Linked DNA regions of Mus musculus: region 1 is linked to region 2. Evidence: chromatin contacts called from ENCODE Hi-C or POLR2A ChIA-PET data. All regions are on one chromosome and are shown on one strand. Each heading gives the region's core, a stretch centred on a gene start or an enhancer-like site at or near the end of the contact. The rest is flanking DNA. Distances are from core to core; before and after follow the strand shown.

The links. A loop is a pair of places that touch in the nucleus more often than their neighbours do. ChIA-PET counts read pairs that join two places held with the same protein, here RNA polymerase II (POLR2A).
Region 1: POLR2A ChIA-PET joins it to region 2 with 43 read pairs in Patski. The contact joins the enhancer-like site here to the promoter of Zfp36l2 in region 2. A Hi-C loop is called at or near these places in 1 of 37 maps with a recorded cell type or tissue (CH12.LX). POLR2A ChIA-PET finds 5 or more read pairs at or near these places in 4 of 5 experiments (Patski and embryonic stem cell).

What each region holds. Positions count from the first base shown.
Region 1 is chr17:84,362,306-84,365,005 of GRCm38, reverse strand. The region is part of intron 26 of Thada (thyroid adenoma associated); the gene reads left to right. Among named protein-coding and RNA genes, the nearest start is that of Gm24722, 28 kb to the left of the region's middle. Within about 2 kb of position 1,370, at least 2 of the 3 ENCODE cell types and tissues checked have a DNase peak (open chromatin) inside an H3K27ac peak, as active enhancers do.
Region 2 is chr17:84,186,674-84,189,532 of GRCm38, reverse strand. Zfp36l2 (zinc finger protein 36, C3H type-like 2) reads left to right here and starts at 1,586. Exons shown (of 2, transcript NM_001001806.2): 1 at 1,586-1,889; 2 at 2,377-2,859. The coding sequence starts at 1,839. It also overlaps a transcript of Gm36279 not described here.

The DNA.
Region 1 (2,700 bases), core at 121-2,620, 180 kb before region 2:
ATGCCCAGGTACCCGGTTGTAGCAACCTCCCTTGGGTACTTGCAGAGTAAAATTATTTGGTAAATGTTAAGGTAGATTAAAGCTTGGTTTTGAACCCGGTTCTCCTGCAGAGCCTTGTTGGGGAGCAAAGAAGTTGCCAGGAACCAGCACAAACTAGCTCAGCTGTAAGGCTATCTATAGCCTGTGTTCAGGCAGAAGCCTCCTAAGAGGTAGGAAAAGGCTGACATCACCTCTGAGCATCTTTAAGCCTTAGTTGTAAGTGGAGCTACAGGACAGCCAGAGACCAGGCCAGAGGAGCCAGAAGCAATTACAGAAGATGGGCCATGCTGCGAATACCAGTGAAGAAACTGCTGCTGCAGATGTGCCAGGGATGGTGGGGGGTAGAGGTGGGGACCCTCGAGCCGCTTAGTTGACCGATCCTGCCAAGTCCCCCCCAGTGTTTTTATTTTACATTCATTCAGGGTTCAAGCCTGTAATTAAATTTTCTGAACAAAGGACCTATTAAGTTACACCATCCAGATTGATGACTGACAGTTCTTCCTTCGAGGTACACAAGGAAATCTGTAGTGTGTAAAGCAAAATACAGACTGTAGTGAGGATTGAGGAGGAGGGTGTTACAGCGGACAGCAGGGTCGCCGCTCCAGCCCTTGGCCAGGTGTCTAGGTTTACCCTAGGATCTAAAACAGTGTCGGTGATAGGCCTTGTTCAGATATCCAGGAAAAATATGTGCATTTCTAACTAGTAGTGTATTGTTTTTTAAAAGCTCTCTCTGGCCAGTTCAGTGGCTCTGTGAGTAACGACACCAGCACGTGTGATGCTTTTGTTTGACCCCTGGGAGCTATGGTGTAGAGAATCCACTTGTACAGGTTCTCCTTGGGCCCTCACATTCTGTGACATATGCAGGCACACCCGCAGACACAAGCACACAACACTCACACACTTAAACAGTTATTTCTTCAACAGTTTAACTTAATATTATTTTTTGAAATAGGGTCTCCTATGTGAATCCGGCTGCCTCTGCCTCCTGAGAACTGGGATTAAAGGTGTGTGGCACCGCTCCTCCCAGCCCTAAATAAAATGTAATTTTTAAAAATCTCTCTCCACTTTTGTGTAGGCACCATATACTTGCTTAAAACATTTTCGCAGTGACCCACACACAATTTATGATGTTTATTCTTGGGCCCAAACTTAAGGCAGCTTCCCAGACTTGGAGAGCTCAGGGCTCAGCTCCATTAGCTTGGCATCTAGGCCCTCCACATCCACACCCATCCTGTCCATTGTTCCAGGCAAGCCAAAGGCATCCTGGCCTCAAAAGCATCTATGCTATGCCTTTTATTAAAGGCTTTCTCCTCCCCTCTAGCCTCCCAGCCGTCCTAGGAGAGGGAAATCCTTGCTGACCTTTAAGACCAAGCGTTATCTAAGCAGCACATGGGCTGACAGTGTCCTGGTTTACCCCAGCTCATGTGTGCTGAACCTTCCTGGAGAGCTTCTCTTTGGCTCTTGCTTACTGCTCAGGCCTCCATAACCATATTATTCTTCTCCCTCTCCCCCTGGTCCCCCTGGTCCCCCTGGTCCCCTTTCCCCCGGCCCCTTGGTCCCCCTCTCCCTCCTTCTCCCTCTCCCCCTTTCCGTCAGTTTTTTCTTTTGCTTTTGTTTTTCTGCTCCTTTATGCGTTGTTTTGTAAGTCTGATTTAAAACTCCTGGGAAGCAGAGGTAGAATTATTTGTGTGTAGCAATGTCCTCTGGAGCATTTACATTGTGGTGCTTGTCTGTCAGCTGTTGACTCTGCTCTCTGTGGCTCAGGCCAGGGCTTTGGAACCACTGGGCACCCTTGTACCAGGGGTACTTTTTGGCTTGTCAGCACAGTAGTGGAGAAGCTAGACCTAATTCTGTCCAGGACAGAATCTAATTTCCAAATCTTTACAAGAGCAGAATGGTGTCACAGTCACACACTGGAGCACTTTCCCCTGGGCACTGCCAACTCTTTCTTATGCTGACGGGCTGACCCATGGCCACTACTCCTCAGATCTTATTTCAGCTTTCTGGGTTATTTTTATTTTTAATTAAAGGCAAACTTACTTTTCTTGGACCAAGGGCAAGTGAATATTCATGAGGTGTTTGCTTTCTCCACTCTAGTTTTCTTCGGCAGGTGATGCCGTAGGTCGGGTTCTGTCTTGACAGTGATTCCTGCTGGCAGGGCTGCTGCTCATGGTCGTCACTGACTTGTCCAGGGCTAGCACTTGACGGACAGCACAGAGCCGCCATCCCGCAGCAGGAGCTGCCTTTCCTTTCGTTTGGTCTTACGAGTTTGAGGAAGATGTGTATTTTGCCAAGTCGGAACTTTGAAGACAGCAGTGTTTAACTCATCTGATCTGAAAATTACTCGTAAAGTGACTGCTTATGCCAAACGCAAAGCCAGGTCTGACTAGTGAATGGCCTACTGTGACTGGCACAGCCTGCTGTAGGCTTCAGAAAGACTATTTACACCCGTCTGGGAAGGATTTTATAAACCATTGTAGCCTTGTGCACACAGCGAGCAGTCTTTCATACTTACAGAGCACCTATGACACTGCTATAGATGTTCATTCATTAGTTTTTTGTTTCAGTTTTTTTTCCCCTTCTTGGAGCTAGGTTTAGTTGGAGGCTCATAGGAAGCCATGATAAGCAATCATAAGATATTTGACTTTGTTTTTCGAGACA
Region 2 (2,859 bases), core at 337-2,836:
AGGACTATAGGCATGAACCACCGTACCCAACCCACTCAGCACTACGTCCAAGACACTACAGTCTTCTGGCAGCCATTGGCTCTACCTACAGGGGCAGCATGCACTGCAGTGTGGCCAAATGCACCTGGACTCAGGAGCCTTTGAGTGACAGATCTACCTCCTTAGCTTCAAGGTTAACTGATACAGCCCAAGTGCACACTGGACTGGGTCAACCAGACAGGAAGAGCAACATGGGAAGGATGTAGTTGGTCAAGCAGCCTTCTCTGGCAACTACTGGGCCTTCCACCCAGGGCAACCCGGACTGCCAGCTGGGTGAATTCATGGGCCCAACTCCAGCTTTTGGCAGCCAGTATGAAGTGTAGGGATAAAGGGTTCTGGACCTGACCAGATGGGCCTCACGGGGTGGGGGTGGGGGTCGCTAGGTGTGTGGAGGTGTGTGTGTGTGAGACCCCTCTCAAAAAGAGCCAGGGGCCTTCTGGGACTGCTTTTTCCATGGAAAGCTGGTAGGAGTTGCACTAAAGGCAACCGAATGAGGACCTCTTTCCCCCAACCTGGGTGGTGGTTCAGCAATCACCGCCTCGCCTCCGGCAGCTCACACAAAGCTTAGATTCAATGCCGCGCCTCCCACAGCAGAAGGAGGAAGGTTGCAGGATTCGACAGGCCAAGGCTGTACAGGCGGGAAGCCTTGGCTAGGAGCTGCACCCACATCCCCGAGAGGAGGCCAGGCCAACCAGCAGGCACAAAGGTGAAGGAAGTGACTTCCTCTATGTCCACACTGCTCCTCCGACTTCCCTCTAGTCCCCTGGAATAGGCTTTCCCGCCCCGGACACCCCGCGCCACTCGGCGCCTTTGGCCCAGGCTCAAGGTCTTGTGATGTGATTAGCAAAGCCAGCGCCTTGTCCTCAGACACTCGGCTCTGCCCCACAGGCCGCAGCGCTCAAGTCCTGTTTACTGAGCCTGGGCGGGGAGAGGGGCGGAGAAACGCGCCAATGCTCCTCCAGGCTGGCCGCTCCCGCCCCCACCCCTACTGCGTCTCCACGTGCAGCCGGGCCGGAGCTGCCACCTACGGGACAGGCCGCGACCCCCGTTCCTAGTCCCAAGCAACTTGGCCAAGCGCACCATTGCTGTTTTGCTGTTCCCGCGCGCGGAGCAAAAACTAGGATGGGAGATAAAAGCTGCGCCAGTCGGCCCAGCCGGATCGGGCGAGGAAAGGCACGTCCCGGGTAGCCCCGTCCTGGGCAGATAGAACGTGTACGTGCTTTCCAACGTTATACTCGTAGAGGCGGAGGAGAGCGAGGTATTCCCGCCGCCGCCACCCAGCAGGACCCAAGGGGGCCGCACGCCCCACGCCGCTCGGGACGCCCAGGCTGCCCGCCCCTCCCCTCCCCTCTCCTCCCCTCCCCCGAAGGGGAAAAATTGGCGGCGACCAATGAGAAGCCGAGAAGGAGCCTGACGTCCGCGGGCTGGCGGGCGGCGTTGCCTGGAGACCCCGGCCGGTCAGCGTTCAGTCCCCTCCCCCGGTGCGCTTTGCCCCGCCGCCGCGCCGCTCCGGGGCTGTATAAAGGGCGCACGCTCTCAGGTCTCCGAGTTCCACCAGTCCGCGAGCTGCCGACGGCTCGGGCGGGGGGCGGGCCGGGGCGCCGAGCTGCGCTCTCGCTTCTCCTCTGCCCCCCACTCCGCGCCACGGCCTCCCGCCGCCGCTTCCTCGGCCGCACAAGCACAACTTTCCGTCCCTCCTTGGCCCTCGCCCGTTATTCATCTTGGTTCGAGTCTCGCCGTACCGAGGGCACCTCCCAACCTCCACGCTTGCAATTTCGACCATTACAGGACCCAGAAAAATGTCGACCACACTTCTGTCACCCTTCTACGATATCGACTTCTTGTGCAAGGTAAGCAGGCAGCCGGAAAGGATGGCGGACGGCCTGGAACCCTTTGGAGTTCCGAGACTTGCCGCCGGGCCGGGCCGAGGCGGGAGGGACCCTTCCAAGTTGACTTTGCGGGTGGAGGGAAGTCCTGGAGTTAGCAGGACTGTGTGCTTGCGACTGTGGGCGTGGAGAGAGCGAGTAGCGGCTGGAGCAGCCGTGCTCCTCCCGAACCGACCGCGGCCACGCTGCCGGGACTTCCCGGACAGCGTTTGCGCCGCCCACCCCGTGGCCACGGGCCCAGGATCACATGGCTAGACCCGGAGCGGCCGGGGTGGGCGTCCTCCACTCTCTCCGGCCTGCGTTTTGCGAGTGTAGCGGTGGAGGCTGAATCGGATCCCACCAGAAACCCCAACAAGTGGGCAGTTGGGACTAGGGCGTTCACTCTGCAGTTAGCCCCGACTCTCTTCCCCATCCGATTTTCATCCCGCTCCCGCTCCCCTCCCTTTGGCAGACGGAGAAATCCCTGGCAAACCTCAATCTGAACAACATGCTGGACAAGAAGGCGGTAGGGACGCCCGTGGCTGCTGCCCCCAGCTCGAGCTTCACTCCGGGCTTCCTGCGACGCCACTCCGCCAGCAACCTCCACGCGCTTGCCCACCCTGTGCCCAGTCCGGGCAGCTGCTCGCCGAAGTTCCCGGGCGCCCCTAACGGCGGCGGCAGCAGCTGTGGCCCCGCAGGCGGAGGCGGTCTGGCCTCCTACGGCCAGCTCAAGGAGCCTTCGGGGGGCAGCGGCACGGCGCTGGTCACCAAGGAGAGCAAATTTCGGGACCGCTCGTTCAGCGAGAACGGGGAGCGCAGCCAGCACCTCCTGCACCTGCAGCAGCAGCAGAAGGGGGGCAGCGGCTCCCAGATCAACTCCACGCGCTACAAGACGGAGCTGTGCCGGCCCTTCGAGGAGAGCGGCACGTGCAAGTACGGCGAGAAGTGCCAGTTC